Linked DNA regions of Homo sapiens: all the other regions are linked to region 3. A link is a contact called in ENCODE Hi-C or POLR2A ChIA-PET data. All regions are on one chromosome and are shown on one strand. The core of a region is the stretch at or near the end of the contact, and the rest is flanking DNA. Distances in the headings are between cores, read along the strand shown. Region 1 holds the start of ADAM33 (ADAM metallopeptidase domain 33). Region 2 holds the start of SLC4A11 (solute carrier family 4 member 11). Region 3 holds the start of ATRN (attractin). Region 4 overlaps DNAAF9 (dynein axonemal assembly factor 9).

Region 1 (3,269 bases), core at 120-2,619, 210 kb before region 3:
GCGGGCAGATCACCTGAGGTCGGGAGTTCGAGACCAGCCTGACCAACATGGAGAAACCCCATCTCTACTAAAAATACAAAATTAGCCAGGCGTGGTGGCGAATGCCTGTAATCCCAGCTACTCGGGAGGCTGAGGCAGAAGAATCACTTGAATCTGGGAGGCAGAGGTTGCAGTGAGCCCAGATCATGCCATTGCACTCCAGTCTGGGTAACAAGAGAGAAACTCTGTCTCAAAAAAAAAAAAAAAAAAAAAAGATTTGCTTAAAAGTTAACATCTCCGGCCGGGCGCGGTGGCTCATGCCTGTAATCCCAGCGCTTTGAGAGGCCGAGGCGGGTGGATCACGAGATCAGGAGATTGAGACCATCCTGGCCAAAATGGTGAAACCTCGTCTCTGCTAAAAATACAAAAGTTAGCTGGGGGTGGTAGCGCGCGCCTGTAGTCCCAGCTACTCGGGAGGCTGAGGCAGGAGAATCGCTTGAACCAGGGAGTCGGAGGTTGCAGTGAGCCAAGATCGCGCCGCTGCACTCCAGCCTGGCGACAGAGGGAGACTCCATCTCAAAAAAAAAAAAAAAAAAAAAGTTAACATCTCATCCAAATTTGCACCGAGTAGGAAAACAAAAGTTTAAAACATGAAACAGATGTTACTGAGGCCGAAAGGGTCTCCCAGGCCTGGGAGTCTGCAGCTTTTATGCAATTCTGCCCTCTGGCCACCGCCAGGGAAGAAAGGTTGTCTCCGTCTGCTGCATCGCCTTTGCCCAGCAATGAAGCCCCCAAGACAGCGGCAGCCGGTTGCCTGAACCTTCCTATCCTTGGGGGCACCCAGTGCAGGTGGATGACCCGACTCAACCTCCGCCAGGGCACCCTCGGGGCAGGACGGGTAGCAAGGAGGGGACAGAGATCGGCCCCAGGAGACCACGGAAGATCGCGCTCCTGGGGCCAACTTCAGCAGCGAGAGGCGGCCTTTGCCCACCGCCTCATCCCACCACGCCGCGGTCCTCCAAGAACCTTCCCAGCGGTTCTCTCCTCCTCTCAGGAGTAGAGGCCCTCTGAGACCGACGGGGAGGGACGGCTCGGGCCGGTCATCCGAGGGGCCGCACGGATTCCCTCCTCCGCCCAGCTCCACCCCCTCGAGGGGCGGCGGTCCGGGAGTGGCGACCCGGCTCCCCCATGGCGCGCGCCGTCGGGGCCCCTGGCCAGGCTCCGAGCGGGGTTGGCGGGGAGGGGAGGCGGGAGCGAGGGCGGGCGGTGGGAGGTGGGGGCGGGAAGGTCCGAAGGCGGCGGCCTGAGGCTGCACCGGGCACGGGTCGGCCGCAATCCAGCCTGGGCGGAGCCGGAGTTGCGAGCCGCTGCCTAGAGGCCGAGGAGCTCACAGCTATGGGCTGGAGGCCCCGGAGAGCTCGGGGGACCCCGTTGCTGCTGCTGCTACTACTGCTGCTGCTCTGGCCAGTGCCAGGCGCCGGGGTGCTTCAAGGTGAGGACGCGGGCGGGGTGCGCCCTGAGGGGCAGGCTAGGCGCGGTGGTGGTGGCGGGGATGGGTTCTGCTCAGAGCTCGGGTCAGCGCGCGGAGGGTCTCACGGCCCCGGCACCATACGGCCAGTAGGTCAGGGCGTGGGGACTCTTTGGGGGGGTCTCCGTGGGACCTGCCCAGGGACGCTCAAGTGTGCTTGGGCTGGCCCCGGGCCCGGACTTGCCCACACTGCCCGGCTGCCACTCCGCTGGCAAAGCAGAGGGCATGGCTCCCTCCCCCTCGGGGGCAGCCCAGCCCCCAGCCCATAGCCGTAGCCCCCTCTTCCTGGATTCTCGCTCTCACAACCAGCTTCCATCCGCAGGCCACCGTGTGACCCGCTCCTGCTCCTCCACCCCTTAGGACTCAGCGGGGCTCCGTCCTCTAGGAAGCCCCCATGCCCAAGAGTCCCCCAGAGTCCCTGCTTTGCTCTCAGGCTGCAGAACTAGCTGTGGCCTCCACCCTGCTCACCCCTCGTCCCTCCTCCCAGGGCAGCAGGGCAGTGTGTATGTTGTTTATATTGTTGCCTTGTTTGGTGAGATAGAGAAGGGCCTCTCCAGATAGAAGGTGTCTGTTTAGCAGTGCTCTGGGAAGACTGCAGCTGTCTCCTCGGGGTAACCCCTCCAAACAAAGATGTTAAGATGGGGCTGGAACAACCTCTGCAAGCGGGTGGGAGGATTAGCCAGTCCTGCACAGCAAGTGCCTGGCCGGGAACAGGGAGGGCAACCAGGGAGGGGGCATGCGGGGCTGGGCTGTGCTATGCAGACTGGGCGGTGGCTTCCACAGCACTGTGTGGGGACCAAACAGGTACAGGGGCCTGGTCTGTTCTGGCCCCAGGGGAGGGCCCCAGGCGGTCCACTGCTCCCTCCCCTCTGAGCCCTATCCTGGGGTCAGGGGAGGTGATGGGACCCCTGGGAGAGGGGCGTCTATGTGCCCAATACCAGCCTGGCTCCCTCGGGTTCCACCCCCATTCACCCGGTCACCGGAGCTCCAGCTCCAGCTCCAGCTCTGCCCCTCTCTCCCTCATTGGGGTCAGGGTGCCCGTGGCCAGCACGTGCGCGCAAGGCCATGTGGACAGCACCCACACACCACACTGCACCCACACCACACCTGTGCCCGGGCCCACCCTACCTCTTCCCCAAACCCTTAGAGGCCTAGGAGCAGCAAAGCTTGGTTCTCTACTCTCAGTTAAGTGCTCTCTGGGCTGAGAGACCTCCCCTCCTTCCCCTCCCCCACATCCACTCAGAGCCCTCCCTGCACTGGCCCCTCTAGCCTCCTTTCCAAGGTGGCAGACTCCTCTCGGCCCTCATCTGCCTGATGGCAATTCACTCATCCAATCAAGGAGGGCTTCTTGGAGGAAGGGTCTTTGATGTTTGTAGTCTGGGAGAGAAGGTGGAGGAGAAAAAAGGAGTTGGGGTGGCCTAGCAGGAGCTGAGTCACTTCCACAGGCAGCCATCAGCCCAGCAGGACTGAGGCCAGGGCTGCGTGGAGGGGGGAGGCTGTCTGTTCTGGGAGCTGGGACTGGGTACCGGGGGAAGGAGGGCTGCTGCAGGCTCTGGGTGCCTGGGGCCTGGCTCCTGCAGGGCGGGCCTGTGAGAGTGGTTGGGGCCAGTGGAGGGCTGGGAGCATTCCAGGGGAACATTCCAGGCGCCCTCTGAGTAATGCTTGGCTCTGGGATTCCTCCTAGAGCCCCCTTAGGCACACCCGGCCAGGGAGCACCAAGGCTCCGTCCAGAAGCGTCCCCTCCCCTTGAAGAGATGAGGAG
Region 2 (3,222 bases), core at 644-3,143, 230 kb after region 3:
GCAGGCGTGTGGGCCTCAGGGGTTCCCTCCAGGAAGGCCGAGGGAACAGAACCGCAGGGGCAGAGCACAGGTGTAGCAGAGAAGGGCTCAGTGCCAGTTCCTTTGAGAGACGGTCAGGGAGCGGACAGAGGGGGCCCATAGCCGACTAGGGGCGGCTTGGTCATGGGCTCCTCTTTCCTCAGTGGGCTGAGGGGTTAGGTCCTTTGAGGAGCGCTGAGGAGACTGTGGTAAGGGGAAGCGCCCTCCATCCCAGAGGCTTTCCTGGAACAAGTGGGTTGGAAGGACCAGGTGTTTGGGAGCTGCTGGGAGCAGGTGCAGAAGCCAAGGCATTCCCAGATGGGGGAGACTGGGGGTGGCAAGGTGGCTTTTCAGGGATCCAGCCTGCATGCCACCTATGCAGCCATGCTCCGGGGGCGACATCCGCCTGTGTCCTTCAGCTCTTCCTCAGCCTCCACCCGCCACCCGGGAGTCAGTGCCTGGACTGGAGCTCTAGCTGGAGGGCGTCTAGGAAAGGTCCCAAGGGGTGCGCAGGATGACCTGGTGTCTCTCCAGAGTCACCCCTGCTAAAATACTATGTGGCCAGCCCCAAGTCAGTTGCAGGTCATGGTGTTGGGATCTTCCACAAGGCCTCCTGGAGTCGCGCTGGGGGAGGGTGGGGTACTCAGTCTGTCGCAGAGCCCCAGGCCATCCGTCGCCAAGAGGAGCACTCCAGCGCTTCCCTCCTAATGCGTTCTTATCTTGCCGGGAGGAGAACTGGGCCAGCCTTACTCACCCAATCTATGCATGAGGCTTCCCCAACGCGCCAGAAGCCCTTCCTTCGCAGAGGTGGGCTTGCCCCGGCCTGTCCCCGTTCCTCTACCATGGTTAGGGCACAGTGGCCGAGGACTCCGTCCCAGCGCGGCTGAGCCGGAAAGCGATGGCGGCCGGAGGGGTCGGGAGGTTGGTTAGCGCTTTACGGAGCTGCGTGTTCCGTTTCCAAGGGCTGTAGAGCCTTCTACTGGGAGCCACCGTGGATCAGGCCAGGGGTTCGTCAGCTGCATTTGCCGGATCGCATCGCAGCACGCGCACCCACACGCGCACACGCCCTACTCGCAGGAGACTAAGCGCCCCGAAAAGGCGCGTCCCCGGGCGGGTCGCAGCCGGTCCAGGAAAGGGGACAGGGCGCAAGGGCCATTTGGGGAAGGAAAAAGGGGGCGAACCATGACCTTGACCTCATAGAAGGCCGAGGACGTGAAGAGGCTGGCAGATAAGTTGGCGAGGCTCGCAGCGAAAACCCAAAGCAGCCGAGCTCGGAGAGCGCCGTCTCAGCGGGCGAGGGCGTAGCCCGGGGAATGCACGGAGGTCCGTCTAGTCAGTCGGGGCGCGCTTCCTGGAGGAGGAGGAGAAGGACTTGCGGCCGGAGCTACCGGGATAAATGCAGGAGGCGGGGCAGCCAGCGGGCGTGGCCCTGCGGAGGTCCCCGGTCGAAAGGAGGAGACAGGGGCCGGCCGCGTACTTAAAGCGGACGCGGGGGAAGCCCTCCCGGGGTCTGCCTCAGTCGCACAGCTCGGTGGGCTCGTGGCGCAGTCGAACGTTTTCCCAGAAGCTCCCCGGCCCCGTCCAGCCCCTAAACTCGCGACGCTGGGTCTGCTGGGTCCGGCGCGCACAGGCTCGAAGGAGCCGGGTCTACTCGGTTTGGCCCAGCAGCTGCGGGCGGCGGGGAGCAGCCCAGCCCGGCTGGAGCAGCCTCCCGCGGGTGAGGGCGCGGGGCGGGCGGCCGGGTCCCAGCCCTCGGCAGCTCTGCCTACCGCGCCCGGGCGCGGCGTCTGAGCGGCATTAGGACCCAGGCGCGGCGTGGGGGTGTGTCGCCGGCTCCCGCCGCCGGCCCGCCCGAGTCGCCGAGTTTGGGGTCCAGAAGCGCCGGAGCGCCGCGTGAGGAGCCCGGCCGTGAGTGCGCGAGTGTGCCATGGCCGCGGCCACCAGGCGCGTGTTCCATCTGCAGCCGTGCGGTGGGTGCCTGAACCCGGGGGCGCGGCGGGAAGGCCGCCCGGGTCTCCGCCACCGTCTCCCGTCGGGGACCCCGGGGAGAACGCGGATGCCGTCTGCCTGCGCGGGCCGGGGCCGGTGGGCGAGAGGGCTGCGGGATTCCCAGCCGCGGGGAGGAGGGCGCGGGTGCGGGAGGCCCGGGCGCGGCTTCGCGGCCACCGCGCGCTTGGTTTCATTAGGGCTCTGCTGTCGCCGTCTTGAATTTCTTACCAGGTTTGAACAGCTGATGCAGCGGGTCGAGGGCGGGGAGCTCGAAAGTGGGCAGGGCGGAGCTGTGGGGCTCCCAGCGCCCCGAGCGCCGAGCTTTTGGGAGCCTGGCGGGCCGCCGCCTCGGAAGGTCTCATTTTACCTTCCGCCCGGGCATCTTCCCGTCCGGCGCCGCGGTGGGAGCCCCGGAACCCCTGGAGTTTTGGGAGTCCCGGGACCCCTGACCGTGCCCTGCGCGGCCGCAGCGGTTTCTCCCTTGCTCTGACACGGGAGGGCCAGCCCTGGGTCCCCGCCAGGACCCAGGTTTGTACGACCCTTTACCTGCACGTGGGCCGCCGGGACGGAAGCGGAGTGTGCACCGGCCCAACCCTCCCAGACCCTCGTCGCCCACGGCCTGGGACGCGCCCCAGCGCCCCCGCCCCCCACTTCAGGATGCAGCCCCGGCTCCCGCCCCGCGCCTGCATTCACATCCTGCGCCCCGACCCCCGGGGTCTCCGAGTCTGGAGGCGCTTTCCTCTCGTGCACGCGGCCCCTCCTGTCGCTTCCTTCCTCCGACAGCGAGGCACAAACAGCCGGGACCATCCGGGGACCGGCCCAGGGAGGGCGCAGCCTCCCCCGACCCATGTGTCCCTCAGATACTCCTCCCACCCCCAATTGTTCTCCCTTTTGGACCAACGGCTCTGGCTTCCAGGCGGCCGGGACGCGGTCCCAGGACTGGAGACCGTTGCCTGTCGGCCCCCGTGTGACCCGGGGCGCGTGACGGGGGTCGGGGGAACTGCGCCTGCAATGGGCGTTTATGGCCCCCAGGACCGGTCTGAGAGTGAGAAGAGGGATGTGCAGAGAGATCCCCCGCCTTGGCATCCGAGGAGAGAGGGGGAGAGGCCCGCTCGGGCCCGGTCCCTTCCTCTCGCTGCAGCGGGGCAGGGTTTTCTCAGGAAAACCTGGATTAGCGAACATGGTACTGGTACTAACTCGGTGGGAAGACATCCC
Region 3 (3,432 bases), core at 696-3,195:
TCAGAAGACCTAATATTACCTAAGTCTACAATTTTGCTATTCCAAACTCCTCTCTCACAACTCTCTTCCACATAGGCAGCAGCAAAACTTTACTTTCCAGCCTCCACAACTTTGTTTGCACCCTTCTTTCCATCTGTAATTTTTTTCCAGCTCCACATTTCCAAATCCTACTTAACCTTACATGCTCAAATCCAATGTTACCGCCTCCTCAAAGTCCTCCTTGCATCCCTCCAGCTAGCCACAACCTCTCCATCCCTGAATTCCCACAAGTTCCCTGTTGCCTCATTCAGGTCTCAGATCAAATGTCATTTCAAATGAGAACCCTCTCCAAGAGTCACCACCGGTTATAATTCTCTATCAGACCACGCTGTTTTTATTTTCTTGATAGCATTTACCATTACCTGAAATTACCATGTTTATTTCTCTCATTTATTTACTTGTTAAGTGCCTGTTGCTCCCACTAGAATGTTAAGGTCAATGAGAGCAGAGGCCCTGTCTGTCTTGTTCACATTTCCCCACTCCCCCACATCAGACATGTGTTCAGTAAGCTAAATACCTGTCAAAGGCGTGAATGACTCTGTAACCCTTATGACTAGGGTTATGTGCGCACATTATCTTTCTCTTGCTATATTCCAAACTCCCTGTGGACAAGGCCAAAGTCTGGCTAATCTGTCTGTATTATCTGGAAAATCATTGCACAACTGAAGCAAATAACGATAACTGCTAATTAATTTATTGATTTCTCCAAGAGGAACTGCCCCAAACTAAGCCAATTCAGAACTTCATATTGTCCAGAAACCAAGGCAAATAGGAATCTCCTTCCATTCCCTCTTCACCACAGACCCTATTCCAATTTGCCACCTCCAGGGAGCTTTTGCCAAAAGGCTAGTTTCCTCACTTTCCTTTAGAAGGACCACTGGTCCTTCTATCCCTAATATCTTACAATGCTACCCTTTCCCTTTTATCTCCAGCCAACAAAGCATTTCCAGGGCCCTGTTTCTTCAGAGCACCCCACATCTCCAGTGCATCGGGGAACTCATCGGGTCCTAGGGCACATGTGGATGTTAAAAGGAAGTGTTCAAGCAAACCTGGCTCGACCACCTTTCCTTGGATACCTCGTTTAGCTGAAACACGCCGAGTTTTAGAGCGATCGGCTTTGATGCTCTTTGGGTCCCTCAGCATTCTTCCCATCTAACTAACCTAAGCACCCAAATACCGTCGGGGTGCCCCCACCCTTGCCCCACACCTTTTCACCTTCCAACAGAGAAAGACCCCAGGCCAGAGACGATGATCTCCCCGGAAGCAAATGGCCCTCAAACCCCATAGGGCGGCCCTACCCTCTCCACTTTCTGTCCAGCATCTCCCTCTGACCTGGAGCCGTCTCGAACGCCCCTCAGCCCCAGCCTCTGGTTGGACCCGACCCTCCGACACCACCCGCCACTCACCTGAAGCGGCCCCCGCAGTGCTGGCATTGCTCGCCCACCCAGCCGGCGGGGCAGACGCACTGGCCGGTGCCAGGGTTGCAGCGACCGCCGTTGACACAGGGCCGGTCACATTCCTTGGCCTCGGCTGCGGCTGAGCCCGACACCGCCGCCGCCGCCGCCGCGGCCTCGGCCTCACAGGGCAGCAGCAGCAGCAGCAGCGGCGGCGAGAGCAACAACAGCAGCAGCAGCAGCCGTGGCCGCAGCGGTGGAGACAGCAGCCGCGGGAGGCGCAGCCCGGCCCCCAGCCCCGGCCTCCCAGCCCTGGTCACGTCCCAGTCCCAGTGCGGCCCGCCGCTCCTGCCCGCGAGCGCTGCCGTCGCCGCCGTCCTCCTCCTCAGCCTTGCCTCAGTTGCCGCCGCTGCAGCCACCATCTTCCCGGGGCTGAGACGGCGCCCCGCGAACACATACACACACACCGCACGGCCGGCTCCGCTTCGCCTGGCCGTGCGGGGCGGGGCTGTGCGGACGGTGGCTCGTGCGGTCCAAAGGGGCCACAGCGGGGCGGTGGGCGGGGCCGGCGCGCGCGTGCGCGAGTACGTGGGTGCGTGCGTGCGGGGGCGCAGACAGTGGTCTCCGGCGTCCGCGGCGCCGGAGGCGATCTTCTGACGTGGACCGTAGAACGAGCTGAAACCCGGCTGCGCTGTCCCGGCCGGCGAAAGCTCTAGTTTTCCCCCTTCGCCTTTCGTCCCCGGCGGCGGGGTTGCAGCCCCACTGGATGCCTAGGAGCCGACTGCGTTGAGTGTTGCCCTCCTAGAGACCCGGCACTCTGCCCTAACTCCAGCTGCCGGACGGAAAGGGTACAGGAGGCTGCATCGCAGCGAGGTGCTGGGTGCGGTACTGTAGAAGCCAGGCTTCATTCGAGCCTCTGTAACACAAGAGTCAAGAAAGAACACATGTAGAACCTGGCATAGGCCGGGCGCGGAGGCTTACGCCTGTAATCCCAGCACTTTGGGAAACTGAGGCAGGCGGATCACTTGATCTCTGGGATCCGAGACCAGCCTGGCCAACAGGGTGAGACACTGTCTCTACTAAAAATACAAAAATTAGCCGAGCATGGTGGTGCGCGCCTGTATCCCCAGCTACTCCAGAGGCTGAGGCAGGAGGATCGCTTGAGTCTGGAGAGGTCAAGGCTGCAGTGAGCCGCAGTCGCAGCACTGCACTCCAGCCTGGGCAACACAAGACCCTGTGTCAAAAAATGAAGAACCTGGCATGTAGGCTGTGCTCAGTAAATGCCTAATAAACTGAATGAAGACACACAGCCAGGCCTCTTGATAACAGATGGACTGTAGCTGACCAGACCCCCTACCTTTAATTCTGTAAAAGTTTGGAGTTACCTTGCTCCCCACAATTTGCCCTCCAACCATCTTCTCTGAAGAGTGGGCAATATAGAATTAGGAAATGGCGCTCACACAGACCTGCCCCTTCTTGTCTGGTAGTTGTTACTCTGGTGTCCCTCAATGAGACATGTCTTCCATCAATGTAGCCTTTTATGGTCCTTGACCCTGGAATCTGGGCTGGGTCATGATTGAGACCATGAGAAACCATGACTCAATTTCACCAATAGAAGAAGTTGGTAGGAGTAGCAATGTCTTGTTTCTAGCTCTGAGCTTAAAAAAGACCTGGCAGCCTTGGCCGGGCACGGTGGCTCACGTCTGTAATCCCAGCACCTTGGGAGGCCGAGGCGGGCAGATCACGAGGTCAGAAGTTCGAGACCACCCTGATCGACGTGGTGAAACCCTGTCTCTACAAAAAATACAAAAATTAGCCGGGCGTGGTGGCACACACCTGTAATCCCAGCTACTCAGGAGAGTCGCTTGAATCCAGGAGGCAGAGGTTGCAGAGAGTCGTGATCGCGCCACTGCACTCCAGCCTGGGGGACAGAGCGAGACTCTGTCTCAAAAAAAAAAAAAGACCTGGCAGCCTTGATTTTGAGCTGTTGGTGGTCATG
Region 4 (3,434 bases), core at 530-3,029, 130 kb after region 3:
ATCACAGGAGAGCCCAGCCCCCTGCAGGAGAGAGCTGAATAATGAACAGAGATAAATGGGAGTAGGAGGAAGAGCAGAGACCCTGAGACAAGAACATAAGGGACATCAGAGAAAATTATCTTGGCTGGAGTATTGAAGTTGGAGTTGAGTGGCCTTCTATGGAGCTGAGAAAGTTCACCAGATCATACAAGTTCTCTTTAGCCATGTTCAAGATTGTGGCCCTTCTCCAGAAAATAACATAAAGGCAGTAAATTGGCACGTTTAAAAGATTATCACCTGGGAGGCCGAGGTGGGTGGATCACGAGGTCAGGAGATCAAGACCATCCTGGCTAACACGGTGAAACCCCATCTCCACTAAAAATACAAAAAATTAGCCAGGCGTGGTGGCGGGTGCCTGCAGTCCCAGCTACTCGGGAGGCTGAGGCAGGAGAATGGCGTGAACCTGGGAGGTGGAGCTTGCAGTGAGCCGAGATCGCGCCACTGCACTCCAGCCTGGGCGACAGAGCAAGACTCCGTCTCAAAAAAATATGTATATATATTATCATCACTGCAATGTAGAGAATCCATTATAGGAGGGCAAGAGTGGAAACAGGGAAACAGTGAGGAAGTGTTGCAGTTGTCCAGGGAAGAAATCATGGCAGCATGGACTAAGGTTGTGGCCATGAAGATGGAAGAAAATGGTTAAATAGGAAGGCTTTTGAGAAGGTTAATTAGATTTGAAGGCGGAGGAAGCAGAAGTCAAGGAGGCCTTTCAGATGGCTGGGTACCTGGGTGGATTGTGATGCCGTTTATTTCCTGCAAGAACTGGAAGGGGAGCAGACATAGGGAACATCATCACAGAGGAGAGGAGGGAGCAGCAAGCTGCAGGTAAACCCTGGGACTATTCGGAGACCAGGTGGAAGAGGAGGGTGACTGACTGGGGAGACTGAGGGGAGTGCAGTCTTGCACTGCAGTTCTTGCAGTGGAGGGTGGGAGGGAGTCAAGTGCTTCTCAGAGACCAAGGAAGGAAGGAAGACCTGAAGACTATCTGTTGGATTTGCTGTATGCTACATGGAAGTCACTTGGTGACTTTGGCAAGAACTCTCTGGGTGAAATGACTGAGGAGGCTGATTAGAGTGGGCTGAGGAGTGAGCAGAAAGTAGGGGAGAGGAAAAGTTCAGCCAAGAGGACAGGGAGGAAGGGGGTGGGTACAGAGCCAGGTATGTGTGGTATTGAGAAAATTTGCAACCCTCCTGTGCTCCTTCCCTATTGAAAGTTACTCAGGAATTGGTGACTGCCCTATTGTCTGTCTAGTCCAAGTATCATAACTGTCATCCTTTAAGACTCATATTTCTATTAAAATTCTATTTTATAATACCGGAGTTTTGCTCTATCACTGTATCATGGACAGCAAGCTTATGGAACTTATTCCTCAAAAAGTGGGACATGCTGAAAATACAAACCTAGCTTGAGTTTAGTTATGTCCCTAAATGTTAACTGATCCCTGTGGGTCAGTAGGGAGACAGCTGGCATCCGTTTCCAACCAGCCAAGGATATTCGGTCGACTGTACTGACTGACCACTTTGCTCAGGCCGCAAGTGTCCCTCAGAAAAGCCTGAGGACTTATTAAGGTCATGGAAGGTTGCCTTGGCCAGGAACTCTTTTCTAATCACATGTTTTTGACTTCCCTCTCTAGCCCTAACCGGCAGCCATTTGTTCTCTTTGGTAATCACTCCACACGAGAAAACCTGAATGCTGGCAACTTTAACTTCCCTTCTGAAGGACATCTGGTACGAAGCACTGGTCCCGGCGGGAGCTTTGCCAAGCACATGGTAAGTGGCTGGACTGCCTGGTGCTTGATTAGTTTTATTATCAAGTTGTGGGGGTGGGGTGGGTGGGGGGAGCTAGACAAAAAGAACCTTTTCCAGTTAGTGTGTTGATTTAACCCTGAATTTGAAGTTGTTCTAGAGTGAAAAGAAGTGATTAGAAACTGTTTGTACTTTTTTTATAGTACAAACTAGGTATGATTTGAAAGCATCACATTTAATTTTGAAATACTTGAAGGAAAAAGGTTAAGAACGTAGTTTCACAAACCAGTCTTTAAGTTGTCAGAGTAATATTGTCAATAGAATTTTTAAAATTCAAAATAATTTGAAGATAGTTATTCCAAGCCTAAGTTTGTTATGCCTTGACTGTTAACATTTAAGGACAGAAGCCAACCTTGATGATCATTGTTTATTGAGAGTGCCAGAGAGAAGATTTTTGCATTTGGTGGCAGATTGTCTGCTACATTCTTTTAAAGAAAACATTAGACCTGAATATGAGACTTAGATTGTGAAAGTCTATGCTATCTCAGTGGAATTTTGAGTATTTTCAAAATGTCTCTGGCAATCAGGAAAGCTGTGGTTAGTAGGTACTAGTTTTTTTGTTTGTTTGTTTATTTTTTGAGACAGGGTCTCACTCTGTCACCCAGGCTAGAGTGCAGTGGCACAGCCTTGGCTCACTGCAGCCTTGACCTCCCAGGCTCAGGTGATCCTCCCACCTCAGCCTCCTGAATAGTTGGGACCACAGGCACATGCCACTGTAGGCTTCCTGTCTTCCCTAGGAGAGGGGGAAATAGCTAAGAAACACTTTTGATGATCACAGCCTGGAGACACAGGCCTGCTAAAAGACTGAGATTTAACCGTAAAATCATAGAATGTTTCCCTCCCCCATTACCTTAGCAGAGGTCTACAATATAATAGGGGGTTACTGCTGACAGAGCTGCAAGGTACATCTAAGATGGAGTTCACAGGGAACCCAAAGAAGAAAAATGGGGAAGAAAAATAGAAGAATACTAGAGGGATTTGAAGTCCCTGGCACCTACAGCTTCAGAAAACATTAAACAGAACCTAACTCCCAGCCAGATTAACATAAAATCCCACATTAAAAGTCTGTTTCTTCAGTTCCTGTTACCTGATACATCATTTTTGGCTTTCAACAAAAAATTACAAAGCATGCTAAAAGGCAAGAAAAAACACTATTTGAAGAGACAGTGCGACTATCAGAACCAGACTCAGATATGACTCATATTTTGTAATATACAGATTATTAAAAATGACTATGATTAATGTTAAAGGCTCTAATGGAACACATAGGCAACATGTAAGAAGAGATGAATAGTGTAAACAGGGAGGTGGAAACTTGAAGATAGAATCAAAAGGAAATTCTAGGATTCAAAAGCACTGTAATAGAAGCAAAGCATACCTTTAATGGGCTTATCAGTAGAGCAGACATATCCATGGAAGGAATCAGTAAGCGTGACATTGGTCAATAGAAAATTCCCGAACAGGAGTGTGAAGAGAAGAAAACAATGAGAGAAAAAAAAAATCATCCAAGAACCAGCCGGGCACAGTGGCTCACACCTGTAATCCCAGCACTTCAGGAGGCCGAGGCAGGTGGATTGCCTGAGGTCA

Evidence for each region. A loop is a pair of places that touch in the nucleus more often than their neighbours do. ChIA-PET counts read pairs that join two places held with the same protein, here RNA polymerase II (POLR2A). Pooled maps may share reads with other maps.
Region 1: a loop to region 3 is called in a map of ascending aorta, with 1.9 times the contacts of the local background. The contact joins the promoter of ADAM33 here to the promoter of ATRN in region 3. A Hi-C loop is called at or near these places in 1 of 168 maps with a recorded cell type or tissue (ascending aorta) and 1 of 50 pooled maps. POLR2A ChIA-PET finds 5 or more read pairs at or near these places in 2 of 52 experiments (MCF 10A and WTC11).
Region 2: a loop to region 3 is called in a map with no recorded cell type, with 8 times the contacts of the local background. The contact joins the promoter of SLC4A11 here to the promoter of ATRN in region 3. A Hi-C loop is called at or near these places in 1 of 168 maps with a recorded cell type or tissue (PC-9), 5 of 37 single-sample maps with no recorded cell type and 11 of 50 pooled maps. POLR2A ChIA-PET finds 5 or more read pairs at or near these places in 3 of 52 experiments (A549, BJ and Panc1).
Region 4: a map with no recorded cell type shows a loop between it and region 3 (2.3-fold over the local background). The contact joins the enhancer-like site here to the promoter of ATRN in region 3. A Hi-C loop is called at or near these places in 1 of 168 maps with a recorded cell type or tissue (heart left ventricle), 1 of 37 single-sample maps with no recorded cell type and 6 of 50 pooled maps. POLR2A ChIA-PET finds 5 or more read pairs at or near these places in 4 of 52 experiments (A549, WTC11, activated CD4-positive, alpha-beta T cell and 1 more).

The regions. Positions count from the first base shown.
Region 1 is chr20:3,680,110-3,683,378 of GRCh38, reverse strand. It overlaps ADAM33 (ADAM metallopeptidase domain 33), which reads left to right and starts at 1,369. Exons shown (of 22, transcript NM_025220.5): 1 at 1,369-1,471. The coding sequence starts at 1,375. RefSeq lists an enhancer at 1,051-1,944.
Region 2 is chr20:3,237,861-3,241,082 of GRCh38, reverse strand. It overlaps SLC4A11 (solute carrier family 4 member 11), which reads left to right and starts at 1,893. Exons shown (of 20, transcript NM_001174089.2): 1 at 1,893-1,988. The coding sequence starts at 1,946. RefSeq lists silencers at 1,644-1,803, 1,904-2,083.
Region 3 is chr20:3,469,531-3,472,962 of GRCh38, reverse strand. It overlaps ATRN (attractin), which reads right to left and starts at 1,945. Exons shown (of 29, transcript NM_139321.3): 1 at 1,446-1,945. The coding sequence starts at 1,855. RefSeq lists a silencer at 1,559-2,118 and an enhancer at 2,219-2,358.
Region 4 is chr20:3,338,881-3,342,314 of GRCh38, reverse strand. DNAAF9 (dynein axonemal assembly factor 9) reads left to right here. Exons shown (of 37, transcript NM_001009984.3): 10 at 1,676-1,811. Among named protein-coding and RNA genes, the nearest start is that of DNAAF9, 67 kb to the left of the region's middle. Within about 2 kb of position 1,779, at least 12 of the 41 ENCODE cell types and tissues checked have a DNase peak (open chromatin) inside an H3K27ac peak, as active enhancers do; they include heart left ventricle, where a contact is called at or near this core.